2 separate regions of the Mus musculus genome follow, and region 2 is linked to region 1. The links are chromatin loops, found by intact Hi-C in ENCODE. Cell type or tissue: left cerebral cortex. All regions are shown on one strand.

Region 1 (8,000 bases):
CCCCTGCTCAGCAAGCCAATGAGGCACTTCAAAAAGCAAGCTTTCAAAAATAATGGTTCACTCCTCAGATATTTTGATGCTTAAACGTATTTTGTTGATCCATCATGAATGAATGGAAAGCACAGAATATAGGAACACTTCCTCACTTTCTCATCGTGAGATACATATATATATATATATGACTGAATTGCTGAATTAATAAAATAGGAAGCATTTACTGAATAGAATCAAGAATAAAAAAAAAACAACAAAAATACAAGTGATTGAAGTAGATGAACTTAGTTAAAAGGCATTAAGGAAACATTAAGAAACAAACCAATGAAAATATTTCTATGTTGTGTTTTTCTTCTGTCTGTCTGCTTTTATAAATATAAAGTGGCCTGCAGCAGGTCAATAAGAGGTGAGACTATCAAAGCATTTGGGTCTCATAAGCTTTTACTGATTTTATAGCTGTCGTGTGAATAAACCAACAAACTCTCAAAATTAAGCCATCCACTAGTTTATTGGATCCCAAGAAGGGAAATATATCTCTATCTTAACCGTCTTCCAGGGGATCTGAGTTAATAACCTTTCCTTGGGGGGAAAAATCCGTGAGTTCATCTATTTATTTCCTCTACTAACTAAAGCTAAGTAGACAGTTTCTTGTTGACTCTAAAGAGGCGCTACTCCTTAGAAGCGTGCCATACCTGAAAACATCAATAAAGACAAAATTTGTATGAAAAAATAACATATCTATATTTCCACAAACTTCCAAAGGTTCCTTGTACAAAATTCTCTCTAGTCTCTCTGTCTCTCTCTGCCTCTCTCTGTCTCTCTCTGTCTCTCTGTCTCGCTCTCTCTCTCTTCTCTCCCCTCCCCCTCAAAATTCATATAGCTAAGCAAAGCATTCAGACATACATTTGCAATGGGCAATACGCTGACAACTTTACTGCAGGCTTGTAACCAACAGGTTTGTGCTTCTCTATAAATTTCCTCTTGAAAATTGTTCTGAGCTCATCTTTTCAGTTATAGTGAATGAAGTGATGAGTGTCCAAAATTCCACATTTTAGTTTCAATACAATAGATAGAATTGTTATTTAAAACCAAAAATTTGCTTAGCAGCTCACTGGCTTAACTAGAGTAGTACTTTAACTTTTTTAAAGATGAAAACATTCTGAAGCAATCTTGAAAATATAACAACAATTATGTCTGCCAAGCCTTAAACAACCATGATGTAGACCATGTCAACATCCTCTGGAACATTTAGAGAAGAAATAACCTACATTTCAAAGAAATTCTTAAAATTTCAAAAGGCATACTTCTTGGAACAAAATAGGCAAAAGAGATAAGGTGCAGTGCTTTGTGATAGTCTCTGTGAAGCAGTATCTCTAACAATGAAGCAATTGGGCTATTTATAATATACAATGCTACTGAGCGGAAAATAAGAGTGAACTGGGAAGAACTTACAGCTCAATTCCTTTGCTCTCTGATAATCATATAATTGCCTTCATTCCAGAGCAATATAAAGTCATACAAACCTGCCTTTCCAGTAATACTCGATTGCAATTCCCACTCAAGTGCAAGTTCATAGGATGGAGAAAAATCCAGTAATTAAGAACTGTACATTTCTTACTTTGAAACATTTAATTACAAGAAAATAAGACAAAGAATTAACCTTTCTTTTGCTATTTTTTTCTCTGTAGTTTTCAAATAATAAGTCATAATCCGGTGTAGCCTATAGGATAGCATGCATTGCCAAGCTTAAGGGTTTTCTAAAAGTCTGAGCAGATTCTCCTCACCCTCATTAATTTTTGTAAATAAAACAGCAAAATAGATGATGCAATATTGGCAAAATAACCTACAATGTACTTGTTTTCTACAAATGTTTTACTAAATGGGTAATTTACATGTGTAGATGTGAGACTACAACTATGCTTTAAAGTGAATTATGTGAGTATTCATATAGACTAACCTATTTATATTCAGTTATTTATATCTGAATATATATGTGTGTTCACATGCATGCATGCATGTGCACATTCATATGTGTATGCTACAATGTAAATGCATGCACATTGTTCCCAGGGAAAGGCTATAAGAAAGTAGTGTGTCCTTGAGCTTGAAATACTAGTCTTAATTTTAATACTAATAACTTAACAACTTAACAAGTGAATATTAATAACTGCACATTCAGAGCTCCTTTTCTGTATTTCTTACAAGTAATGTCTTCTACATCTCTTATTTTATAACAACTGCATGGAACCAAGTTTAGTCACTCAGTTGTAGAGGTTTTTATAAACTGTACCTAATCTTCTCTAAAAACAGTTGAAAGACACAAAAGTACCAACAACCAACACTTTAAAAGCCAAGATACACTTATCACTGCACCAATGTTCATTTCAGATTACACTGTTTTAATGAAGACCGTGGTAATATATTCAATGTCAGGCAGATAGTATGTACCGACTCACACTATGCATGAAAAATGCAAACAGTGAGTTACTAATTCTCACACCACTCCCTTGAAAAGTGTCAGGGGTGACTTATGGCATTTTCGTCCTTGGTGACATTAAGTTACTGCACCTCTACAGAGTTCAAACAAGGTATGCTTACACAAAGAAGAAGTTTTGTCACTGGTCAAATAAGAACATTCATACTTCTCAGATACTGAGACTTTACATGTAAAAAAAAATTCCATCTACAATTAATTATGTGAGGTTTCGTCTGCATATGAACTTTTGGTAATCGGAATTTCACTACAAGGGAATCAAATAGAAGGAATCCTAGCTGGATCCACATTACCATTCTTGTGATAGTAGGTGACCTCCACTTTCCTCTCCTCTGACCCCAGCAGCGCCTGGGCAATCTGGGCAATATCATGCCTCTTGGTCTCAGGCCCATGGAGAAAGTCACAGGTACACGGCTTCTGCATGACATCTGGCCTGGAGAAACCCGTCATCTCACAGAAGCCATCATTGCAGTAGATGATAGCACAGTTCTGCACTCTGGCATTTGCAATGATAAATTTTTTATCTGCAACAAGAAGATGGTAGGACATCTCTTTTAAAATCTTCCCAAAGGTTCTCACAAACACTAAAGCCATTTGTTGCATAACGAGGGTCAGAAATACAGTGGCTTCCCCCAAATGCCAATCATTTAGACCTTTCCAAGAGAATTACAAAAATCACACACACACACACACACACACACACACACACACACACCCCTATACAAACTTGAGGTGTGAGATCTGTGGAAATACGTGATTTAATACAAGAAATTAAGACAATTTCTCTTCAATTGCAAGAACAGAAATTTCCAAGTTGCCTAGTTCTCAAGCTCTTTGAGTCCCAGGAGGTCCTGGTGGACACACTGACAAGCAGTTTGCCAATGGATAATTCTAGAATGCCATTTAGTTGAATGATAAAAATTTCTTAAATTAGAAAATTAAAACATTCTGTAACTGCCAGGTTTCTCACTTCAACTTTGACTGGACCTTAGAATGCAACTATCTTAAAGTACCTTATTTTTAGATTTGCTTTTACTTGATTTCTATAAGGAAGGCATATGGTTTTCTTTTTTTTTAAATACATGCTTATATTTTTTAAGACACTTATCTTTAGCAATGAAATGACTCCACATTTATTAACAATAAATAAAATAAACCTTCATACTTTCATAATGTTCAATTCCAAAAGATAAAAAGAAAATGCACACTATACAGTTTGAATAGTGATAGAAAACAGTTTTTAAACTTTCTGTTTGGAACAAGCTATAATTTTATGTAATAGATATTTTAATTCAAGTCACATTAGGTGTGATAACAAGTTATATTTGCTATTTCCATAAAGAATATGGAACAGAATAGAGAAGTTAATGTTGTTCACAGGTACCAGATCTTCACATCACTAAGTGCAGTACTGGAGAAACATATAATGTATGCAACATAAATGCACGCTGAGGTAGATTTAGTGCAGAATACAAATGGATAACTACAGGATTTTAAATTATTATATTTATAGAAAATAATTCCTGGTGGCTTGCTTACATGAGTACAGAAATTTTTTTTCTACATTCAATCTCTGTGGGATTTACAGACTGCCCTTCAATTTTTAAATTTCTACACCTTATATTTAGGGAGCGACAAAGAGACACAAATACGGTTTTTCAGTAGTGAGCTGCTTGCACTCAAACCAGTCCACTGCTCACCAAATTATTCTTTTGCGTCTATTTTCAGTTTCCGTACAAAGTTCAGTTTTAAGAGCCAACTAACATCAAGCAAACAGCATCCTTGACATTCCACAGCCCAGCAGTTTACCAGCAGAAAACAGTTTGCATAGCTGTTGGCATCGCCACTACCATTTACATGTTCTTGTTTCCAGCCTATAGTCGGTTCTGCTCCTGACTTTACAAAGTCTGCCACAGAAAAAGCTTTAGAATACAAGCCCATGTTTTACCAGCACGTTCCCTTTAAGGTAGTAGACTAGTAGGGCATGAAGTAGCAAGGCAGATAATGGAGCAGTGGGAGAGGAGGATCAAATTGCCTTGTACAATGGAGTCCATAATATAAAATGTAAATCCAAATTAATATTAGAACACCCCCGCTGCCATCTGAACTGCCTGCCTGGCTTTCCCAGCCTCTAACTTGACAACCTGGAGTTGTCCATCCCTCTAGCTTGGAAGTGACGGACGCCAAGTGCTCTACCAAAGCAGAAAGCGAGCGACAGGGAGAGAACAAACGAACTTACTCTGCCCTTCAAATTTCCGTATGATGGTCCCCAGGAAGGTGTTTTGCGGTGCCACATGCCCCCTGCGAACAGGCATGTTGCCCCGGGTCTTCGCCGAGCGCTCCGAGCTCAGAGTTCTCCCGGGATGTCTCCCGGGCTAGAGCCCAGGCCGGCGCGCAAGCCGCTCTTTGTGGCAGCGCATCTTCTTTGGGGAGCAGAAATCTCTTCCCATTAGCACCACTTCGAGACACCCGCGTTCTCCGCCGAAGTCCAATCCATCCCGCTCACCTTCCGGAGGGGGCCTCGCACCGGCCTGCGTCGAGTGAGAGGCTTGGGGGCGGGGAGGGGAGGAGGCGGGGTGCGGGAGGTGGCGGAGGAGGGCCGAGGAACGCGGGGGGCGGGCTGGGCTGGGGTGGCGGGGCGGGGAGTCACAAGGGCAATCGATCTGTTTCTCTTCTCCCAAACAGCGCCAATTTCTCAGTGCAAATGGGCTTAACCTGGCTGTTGCCCAGAGCCCCAAGGATTGCTGGTGGGCGGGGGTGGGGTAGGGTGGAAGACTTGTGCGCCTTTTGCAGGAAGGGAAAAAAGAAAAGGAGGCAGGGTGGGGGTTGACGTTACTGTCCCCGCCCTCTCCCCCTACACACACACACACACACACACACACACACACACACACACACACACAGCCTTTATCCTGGGAGCTTGGGCGCCGCCAGAGCTCGGGTTACTCAAGCGTGCCTTATCGGAAGGCAGCCAAGAAATCTCCCAAACTCAGTGATAAAACAGCTACTCTGGGAAGGTGATCTCCATGGCCACTAGCCACAGGGCTCCATCCTTAAGGGATTCACACTATGGTAGCTAACACGCCCTCAGTTGCAAAGAAAAGACAGGTGGGAAGCCAGCCCAGCCCTTTAATGAGTGCTTCTAGGCTCTGCTGGCGCTCGGGATGCTGAAGATCGAAGATGAGCCACCTAAGAGTGCAGGTACAATTTCAGGGTTCAGCTCTGACCCTGACACCCTCAGGGGTGGTCTCTGAATAAAGCCAGGACTATCCAAAGCACCGCTGAGCATACCGGGTTTCCCCAAGGGAGTCCCAGAGGAGTTGCAATGATGAGGGTGACTGGGTCTCCCTTGTGCTAGAGGTTGACAGAACGATGTTAAGGCCAAAGATTGTGTAAGCAAATGGTACAAAACAAGCCCAGAGTTTGAAAAGGGTGAGGCTGAGCGCCTGGGAGAAGGAACAAAAGGTGGGTGGGGCTAGGAGTTCCCTGCCTTCAAGTGACCTCCCTTGTTAATTACCTCCTAAACCCAGTAGCCAAATTCCTTCTGTTTTCTCACCTTTGCTAAGGGAGTACTTGCATAAGACAGAGTTCCAAGGGAAACATTGAGACCTCTTCCTTTTAGCTTCACAGAGGCTTCCCATGTGGGAATCTCTTCCTGATTATACATGCACTTTGTTTGGTTCATATGTTCCTGGAGACTTAAGGCAAGCTGTGCTAAGGAAACATCTTTTCAAAGTAGATTTTTCCAGGTTTCTTCTCCTCTCCTCTTACTTCTCTCCCTTCATTTATGTAGTCAGCTTTAATAGCTCTATCCACGCCCCTTTTTGTAAGTATTTTCGGTCACCATTTCAATCTGCAAAAGAGAACTTAGACAAATCTCTTGTTTCTGGCTGTCAATAAAGGCCCACAGACTTTCATAAGGACATATAGCTGCATGGATGAGGGTCGCTGATAGATCAGGGTGCAGCCCATAGTCCTGCTTTGTCTACATCAGTAGGGTTCACATTATCTCAGTTATACCTCAAATATGAAGTGAAATAATCAGAGTGGGGCTAAGTGACAAGAGGCAATGTTCACTTAGGAGGGTGAACATATATTGTGGTAAAGAAGGTATATTGTGAGATTCACACAACACTTTTTTATATTTTAGAAAACTACACCCCCAAATTCTAAATAAAAACAAGAACCGAAGAAATTCTAACTGTTTTCATTGAAAGTATTGAAAACAAATCCAAAGGAAGACAGTGCCTGGAAAAGTTCAATTTTCTAGTTATTAGCTTGATTTTTCTTGACTCTGTGCAGTTGTGTCCATTGAAATATTGAGGACACACTTTTCTGATACATGGTTTCTTTTCTTTTTTCCGTGTAGGTAGATTATTTAGTGTTTTTCTTCCCTAGATGCAGCTGTGCTTGCAAGAACCATTCCTGGTTTCAGAAGCTAAAAATGTATGGAGCTATCCGTGGTGCTGATTCTTAGACTGCCATTAGTGAGTATTCATTGAGGATGCCAACCAATGACAGTGGAACTGCAAACTCAGTCAAGTGGCTGTTAAGACACAAAACCCTGATCTTAGTCACCAAATGCCTAGAAAAACACAAGTTGCTATTTTTGAGACATTTCTTAAACACCTTCCCATTTTACTTAGCTTTTAAACTAAACTCAAGTTCACATTACCCACCAAATCAAGGACTCCAGAGGAGAAAAGAATACAGTGTGTGGATTGTAAGTTTTCCGTATAAAGTTTCATTGCCTATAAGGTTTCGTGACACAATAATACAAGAGCAAATTATAACAAAGCAACATGGCTGGCTAATACATTTTAAATGACTTGCCAGCTCAGAAAATGAGAACCACTTTAAGGTAATAACCATTCCCATTGTATTTTGTAAAAACAAACGTTTTCTCTACTACAGGATACGAAGATTTGACATGCAGAAGTTTACTGTGTAATGTTTCTGCTTATGATTGAATATTTTCTCTTTAGGTAAAACTCTCAGAGCATCTATTAGGATTAGTTAATGAAATACATGATAAGTTTCCATAGCCCATGTAAGATATAAGTGAGATTATAGGCTTCACATTGTCTTCAACACATTTAACAAAGATCAGTTCTATTCATGAGGCTATGTAAAATCATAGAATGTTCTTCAAGAGGAAAAATGGAATTCTGTTCTCTAGAATATTTTCTCTTTAGGTAAAACTCTCAGAGTGTCTATTAGGATTAGTTAATGAAATACATGATAAGTTTCCAAAGCCCGTGTAATATATAAGTAAGATTATAGGCTTCATATTTCCTTAGATACATTTAACTAAGATCAGTTCTATTCATGAGGCTATGTAAAGTCATATAACATTCCATAATCTATGCATTGTAATTGATTGATTTGAACAGAAGATTAAAGGTATCCTGTTTCTAAATTATCCCAGTAATTGTGTTCATGCATTATATATTGGCACAGTGGAGACAAGTATATTAATCTATGCCCACCCAATAATAGAATAAAACCAGAG
Region 2 (8,000 bases), 270 kb after region 1:
AAAGTCCCTTTAACTGTCATTGATAGAATCTCTAAATTTTTGTTAGTGTTTTAGTTCTTTTTAAAAAAAAAATAGAAGTCCCATTTCAGTGCATAAAAACAATTTTGTCATGTCCACTTTAATATATAATGCCTCTATTTGTCTTTTTATTCAAAATCAGCTATGACAGCTATATCAATTAGTATCTCATATTGTTTAAGGCTTCAGATTTCTTGGAATGTTGATTTTCACCCTTTGATTTTCAGCTTCTGGACATTGTTGCTAGATAATATTTTTGAGGAATTGATATTTGCTATTTTCTAATCAAGTCTGTTAGTCTGCATTTTTCTTATTGGAAAGTTGGACTTATTTACATTTAAGACTGTTCACAGAGAGAGACTTGCTATTTCTCATAGCTTCACAAGTTGAGGTTCTGATTGGTTGAAATGTTAGTTTTCTTCATCTTCCCCTGTTTGTATTAGCTTGCTGGTTTCTTCTGTTGGACACAAAAATTATCTCTTCTGTTCATCTATTCTTCTAAGAATGAAACATTCCCTGTTTTATTATGAATGAGACATGCTTTGTACCTGTATATTTTTTTTTACATTATTGCTTTAAGAAAATTTTTAAGTAATGCCAAGATAGTTGCAAAATGCATTAATGTATGCCTTTCTAGAAATGTTCTTATTGCTTTATCAGTTTTAGGAGAAAATTTTGTCAAGAACTCTTGGTTAACACATACTTAACTTCAAGGATTGAAATGTATCATTCCATAGAATATTTGGATTGTTAATGCAAGAGATTTTGTTATACTTATGTCCATATCTTTTTTCTGTGACAATGTTGGATATTATTTTTTTATCAGTTGTTTTTGCATCCTATGATAAAGCATGCAGATATTTTTCTAGTCTTAAATTTGTTTGAATTTCCAGATGCATCTTTTATTTACATATCTATTACAGTCTCTATATCTTGAAAATATATTTAAATGTGTTGAATAAATTGACCTTTGACTTTATCACAGAGCACTCTCCTACTCCATATATTCTTACCATTGGGCTCCTGGATGTATTTAAGACTCCTTGAGACATTTAATTATGCTCATTTCATTATTTTCCTCATTCATGTCATAAAGAATTATTATCCTGACTTCATCCTCCATCTCTAAAATCTATTCTTCTAATTTGTGTTGTTGGTTCATGATGAATTATGTTATCTTACATTTTATAATTGATTGATTTTTTTGATTAACTCATTTATTTTCAGAATTTATCATTTATTCTTTTCAGTCGCCCCATTTACTCACTGATTTTTTTCTTCAGATATTTTGGTTCATTTTTCGGAATAAATGTGTTTTCCAACTTTAACTATTTGCCCTTTCCCACTCTTCTATTTTCTTTCTTGTGATTATTTCTAGAGAGTTTGCTTTACCAGAAACTATGTTAGTGATGATATTTATGGGTAAAATTCCTGCACTTCCTCCCAATGATTAGCTAGAAATTCTAGGACTGGCTTGCAGTAGGAGACACTTATGTCCTGAATACGGCTCAGAGACAGTAATACAGGAGTAATTGCTTCAATTTGCCATGGTTTTCTTTTCAGCAGCCTGTACTTTTCCTCAAGGAACTCCTGTTACCATTTCTACAAGAAATCAATCTGAAGAGAAAGAAAATACAAGTTGGCAGAATGGCTATGGTACCTGGAATCCTGATGTTAGCAGCAATACCAATGGGTAGTGAAGACAGTAGATGAACAGAACATCATACTGCCCTTACCTTTCTCTTTCTCTTAACTACATCTATGCACTCACAGGGACAGGGTTTCTACCCTAGTAACATGATTGATAAGGAGGGCCTACTTGTGATGCAAATAGATGTCTGTGATAACTGCATGAAACAAATATGTAAAATAGCAAGTAAATAGAGAGTGGATATAATAGATTAGCAATGTATAGAAACCCAATTAATATTTATAATCAAGAAAACAGAAGTATAGAAAACATTAAAAGACTGCATATATCCAAATGTTCAATGGACCATCAGTTACAGATTACAATCTTCACAGAACTACTTGGCTTCAGAATCAACATCTGTTCAGGAAACTAAAGCACAATCCATATCAGGTACAGTTAAACAAGAAATGGTTTTATACACAGCAAGAAATTAGGGTTTGGAAACTAAAACCGAGCAGTTATCAGAGCAATGAATTCAGATTGAAAAATTGCAGTAAAAATGTAAATAAAAATAAAAGAATGAAAATCCTGTATTTCTTGAATGATGAAAGATAAAAATGGTAATAAAATAAAGATGCAAAGAAACAAATAAATATTTGTTAGAGTTTATTTTGTTCTTTTTAAAGTTAGACACTAAGGCATTGCATTAAATTTTCTGAGAATGGACTCAAAATATGACATGCAACTGAGTTAGTATAAAGTTTTGTGTGATTGTATCAAACACAGCTCAGTGAAATAGAGAAATAATCAGTATACTTTAACCTTCATTTGCATTTCAGAAAATAATTAAGACGAAGAAGATAGATACCAGATGTTCCATAAGATGGAAAATGCTGCATGCAAATTCAACTGAAGTGTGAGGTACATGAGTCTAGAGTTTGGACTGGTAATGATATTAATGAGGAGCTTACACAGTAAGTCAGCTATCAGCCAGGCTACTCATGACTTGGTTGCTGGACACTAAAATCTGCTGTTTAACTTTCTCTAAGACTATGTCAAAATGTACACAAACAAGAATTGAGAAAACAAATATAAGATTATAAAACCTAGGATTTTGAAAAAGATTACATTAAAAAATTATGGGAAATTAAATCACCTAAATTTTAGATTTCCCAGAGAGCCTGAATTACCCAAGAAAAGGCAATTGAGAAAATATAAACACTGCAGGGGAAAAAAAACTTTTACTTTTAATGTTATTTTATGTATAAGTTATTTTGTTATATTTATATTGTATATTTATTTAGAATCTATGTATTAGTATAGTTATCTGAAGTTATTTAAGGGGTTAAATGCTGAAACTAGACATGGTGTTCTGTATTTCTGAAACCCCATTAAAATATAGAATTATACCATTAAACTCTTCAGAAGAATTATCAATTTTAAGCACAAGTAGAAATCTGGAATTTATAAGACCATCTTGTTACATTGACTATTCCTTCCTACATGAATTAATTTTACATGGAAGTTATGCATTACAGCAGGCATTACAACACTGATAGGGTGACTATAATGCTATATAAATAGTACTATAGCTAGAGGTGATTGATAATCTCATGGTAATTGCCATTAGAAAGACAGGCTCTGCATGGCTTTGCATATAAATTATATGGATTATATAATAATTGAAAAATGACACAATATATTTTGTGAATTAGGGAATATCAATGAGAAGATCAAATAGGTATTATACATTTTCATATATCTTCAAAAGTTTAAACACAATTATAAATAAAATAATTATAAATTATTTTACCTATTAAGAAGTATGGTGGAAAGCCGGGCGTGTTGGTGCATGCCTTTAATCCCAGCACTCAGGAGGCAGAGGCAGACAGATTTCTGAGTTCGAGGCCAGCCTGGTCTACAAAGTGAGTTCCAGGGCTATACAGAGAAACCCTGTCTCGAAAAACCACAAAAAAAAAAAGTGTGGTTGAAAAGATGAAGTGTGTAACAGGTCATCTAGCACACATTTTGTTCTTGGTTCAGTCATCATCTCATGAGCATAGTCAGCTTATCTGAACGAAATTTGGTTTTGTTTGTGCAGAATGTGAGTTATTATTTATAACTGATAATTATGTAGCTTGTAATTGTCATGTGTAACTTTAAATTTTAATGTAAAATAGTATTAATTATTCACATGCAAAAAACTTTAAGATTTGAAGTATATTTGCTAATTGCAGAAAATTACAATATTATTAATGTTGACTTACTGTTTCATGGGAAAATGGTATAGAAAAACCACACAAGTCTAAAATGTGAAACAAATCCCCTCTTAGATATAACAATACAAGATTGGTTCAATGGCATCAAAAATAATTAATTAAAAATAGCTTATCCAAGCAACATTCTCCCATGTTCCCCAGCACAAAGACAAATAAAATCAGCACATCACATACCACCCATCCCTGTAGCCTAAAAATCAGAAAGAAGAGGGCAAGAATTGAAGAAAGGGTATTTGCATACCATCTAGTGGTGGCTTTCAAAAATGGCAAGTTGTTCAAACAAATTTCTTCATAGGAATCTAGTACATTCACAAACCTGTCAATTCGCATCTGGAAAAATAAGAGATAGAAAGTAGCAGCATTCACTTTTGACATCCAAACACCATCATAATTTATACATTATTACTTCACACTTAGACTTAGTAAAAGACAAAACTTTATGACTTTACAGTTGTCACAATCTTTGCTAACTGCTTGAGCTTAACACCATATTAATAGAGAATGTCCCTTTGCTTGATAATTTTTTTAAGTTGAAACAAAGTTTCTATATCTCTTAACAGTAGACAAGGAACATTTTATTTTGCCTCTACAAAATAGGTTAGGATCCTGATTTTGTCACATCCATCTCTGGTACATATATGAAGATAGCAGCTAAATGACTATGCCTACTAATTTTTGTAAGTGGTAACAGGCTAATTTGTGATTTAATTACATGGGTTATTACCTTAACCATTAATGTTTAAATAAGAGGAGCTCAGGAGTGTGGGTTTTCTTTAGATGGACCCTAGTCAGAAGTGCTCTGTTCTTTGAGAGCATCATAGTCATCATTCCCAAAGCCAGCACAGAAGGTATAAAAAGTCTCCAGAAGGCATGACTTCCTGATAAACACAGTGTGGCAAGAGGGAGGCATCTGTGGCACTGCAGTTGGCAGGAACAATGCTGTCTGTCCCCTCATGCCAGAGAACACTCAGAGGAGATGGGGAATTCCTAGCATATTCACTTGGAATGTGTCAAGCTTTGAAAGGCAAACTGAATTTTGTGACAAAAATAGAATGGTGTACATTAGCAGAGCCCTCGGTTGGGAGCCCATATAATTGAAAGAGAATCCATGGTAAGGATGAATTAATTGGCAAGGTAAAGCTTGAAGGACAGAAGGTGGTTTTATGTACTTTCTTTTTCTTCTCAGAGATCTTACTATGGTTGAAGGAGAGAAAATAATGTATGCATATGGTCCTTCGACTTTGTGATCGGGACTGTGGGCAACTGAATTTTTATTTCATTGATTATTGCTTCCTTCAATTGTTAGAAACATGTGAATTAGTAATCATTATTCAGTGATTTGAATAAAGCCCCACTAATGTGTAGCATTTCTAGTAATGGAAATTTTGTAGTGCAGTAGTGGAATTCTACTTTATGTTCATACAGAGTTTGCCCGGGAAATTGGGTTACACATAAACAAAGGCCGGCGGTTTGGTGTATTTTGGGGTAAACATCTTCCAGAAATGAAAAACTAAAACCAGGGATTTTTCAAAATATCTTCAGAGAAAAAAAGTGAAAGATAAGAAAAAATAATAACTCAAGGTACCAAGACTTATTTTTACTATGGCATGCTCTTACAATGCTCACAATGTGAACAACTAGCTCTCAGTCATGTTGATAATTCCCCCCCAAAATAATGCATAATAAATTCATCTCTAAATTGTCCCACTGACCAGGAAAGGGGACTGGAGGATGGAGAGAAGAGAGGAAGTGAAGTAAGAATTTTACTCTAAAAACTTTCGAGACAAGGAAGTTCGGAGACATAAAATGGAAGATCTGGGCTTCACTTTTGCTTTTAAAATGTGTGAAATGAGCAAATCCCCACCGACTGAAGGAACCAAAGGAGCCTAAGAACACCCTATGTTCACCAAGAGCCCTCATATACTCTCTGACCCCAGTGATATCTACATGTACAAGGAAACGGTCCTCCATCTTAGGGATTTCAGAAATAGTTAAAGAAATGAAACTGGGTTGGATTTCCATGTTATTTTATTTTCCTCTGTGTTTTAACAAAAGATAGTTACTAATCGGTTTCAGGAATTGAGACTGGGTCCTACCATAACCAAGCTTCATGACTATTGACTTTGAAAATCCAACCAGAGCTTAATTTTCCAGTCAAAATCGGGAAGAATAAGTTTTACTGTGTCGATTTGAGACTTTGTAAAAATAATAAGAGATCAAGTGCATGAGAGCACTGCTCAGATTCAAGGGCGTTTTTCCAATATGAGTAAGTATCCTCACATGCCACTTCAGCCTTCTGCTCTCTACTGTGGCTTTGATACACAAGAGTTTGTTTGCTACATTTCATTGGGGGGGTGGGGGGAGGTCCTTCCAATCTTTCTCCTCCTAAAATTCATTTAACCACACAACTGAAGCTTTCTTGTCTACAATGTCAGAAACATCCCTTTCACTCTGGTTTTTCTCACTCACTAAACATCAAAGATCAGTAAACACACTGTGGCATGTCCGGCTGGGGCTTTACCCTGTTCCAGAAGTAAGTGTTTGGGCGCCATTTAGGGGGTTTCCTTGGCACCGAAACTGGACATGTGACAGACTGAAAAACTCTGTTCAACGCCTACGGTGTCGAACATTCCACATTCTAAAAATGGAGCTGGAAACCATCCCAGATTGTACATCTGCCTCTCTGATTTACACCTCCGGAGATAAGACTGAGCAGGGAAAAGAAGAGAGGCTTTAATGAACTGCTTGGAACTCTTACTGGCTCTGGGGGAGGGGGGGCAGGCAGGGAATGGGATTTTCAGCACACAACAAGACCTAGCAGCAGGGGGGCTGGGTGGTAAACAAACACACAGGCCTTCAATTTCAGTGGTGTCCAAAGGACACCTTGTGTTCTAATGGTGACAATACACCCCTCCCCGTTTCCTAATTAAATTAGTTTATTGACAAGTTCATACATGTATGAAAACATTTTCTGCCTACTACCTCCCCACCCCTTATCTCCCTCCCACCTAATCAGCCATTCTGTTTCCCTCCTTGTGTTTTACCCAGATTCATGACATTTGAATTCCTTGTGACAACCTCCATTTAGTTTAATCAAGGTCATCAGAGAAACAATTTTTGTCTTTCTTATTTTTATCAGCCTTTCTAAAATGTCTCTTATGTCTCAAGTTGGATATTCACAAAATCCTTATTTGTTTATCAAGTGTGGTCCAGGTATGAGTGAGGACTACATTATTGCAAACATTGAGACTTTTGTATTCTTTGACCGTGAATATTAACTCAGGAGAAATAGTACTTTAGTTGGAATCAAATGTTTGCCTAGAAATAAAATTACTAACACTTTAAAATCTGCATTAAAGTGCTGGCAAGAACATATGAATTCTAAGTTGACTGTAATGAAAATGTCCAATGTTTGTATAAAGTAACTTGACACTGTTCTGCCTTAATTAATGGCCTTACTTAGTGAGCTACTTTTGTAGTATAAGGTTTGAAAATAATAATCTGTTACTTGATCTCGGGGACTGACATCTTTAATGTGGAGAACTTTCATGTGGCATATCCTAACTTATAGCATAGCATAAACTATGATTGTCCAAGTCAGAAGTTTCTCTTTATTCTTCCAATTGTTCTGAACTTGCTATCTGTTAATGCAAAAGCGTCCATGATCTGTGCATTATAGTGGGAAAATGCTTATTCTTACTTTGCTACTTCATATCTGAAATTTAGCTTGTCTGTCAACATCCAATGTGTGTTGAGAATCCCACTATTGCCAGCCTTTGTCACAAACAGATCAGATATGTTCAGTACAGCTTATAGTAGTTACAGAATTAAAAGAATCATATGGATTCTTATTTTCTTGAAGTTAGAACAGTTTTTCAAATAGGATGATTATTGAAAAATCAATATACGTTGTTATTTAGTGAATTAAAAAGCACACCCATGTTGATTTTTTATACTACAGAATTTTATTATATGTATTTAGGCTCACCGATATCTGCTATGTATTTTATTTTATGCATTTCAAATTCTGGAAAACGGATGATAACATTGCCTGGAAGACCAGCCCCATA

Evidence for each region. Hi-C counts contacts between places; a loop is a spot of excess contacts. Peaks named below come from ENCODE experiments on the same cell type or tissue, not always from the same donor. Only the 100,000 strongest peaks of a DNase experiment are listed, where the experiment ranks them.
Region 2: it touches region 1 in a loop (9-fold over the local background); 6 of 42 quality-filtered maps call a loop at or near these places.

What each region holds. Positions count from the first base shown.
Region 1 is chr2:63,179,275-63,187,274 of GRCm38, forward strand. It overlaps Kcnh7 (potassium voltage-gated channel, subfamily H (eag-related), member 7), which reads right to left and starts at 5,013. Exons shown (of 16, transcript NM_133207.2): 1 at 4,728-5,013; 2 at 2,782-3,012. The coding sequence starts at 4,803. It overlaps Gm34110 (a long non-coding RNA gene), which reads left to right and starts at 4,429. Exons shown (of 3, transcript XR_866371.2): 1 at 4,429-5,028; 2 at 6,887-6,975. In left cerebral cortex, no CTCF peak of the experiment used is centred here; DNase peaks (open chromatin) are centred at 2,897, 4,428, 4,630, 4,887 and 3 more places; H3K4me3 peaks cover 5,076 bases; H3K27ac peaks cover 5,143 bases.
Region 2 is chr2:63,448,225-63,456,224 of GRCm38, forward strand. No RefSeq gene overlaps it. Among named protein-coding and RNA genes, the nearest start is that of Gm23503, 20 kb to the left of the region's middle. In left cerebral cortex, CTCF peaks have their summits at 4,171 and 6,828; DNase peaks (open chromatin) are centred at 4,180, 4,863 and 6,562.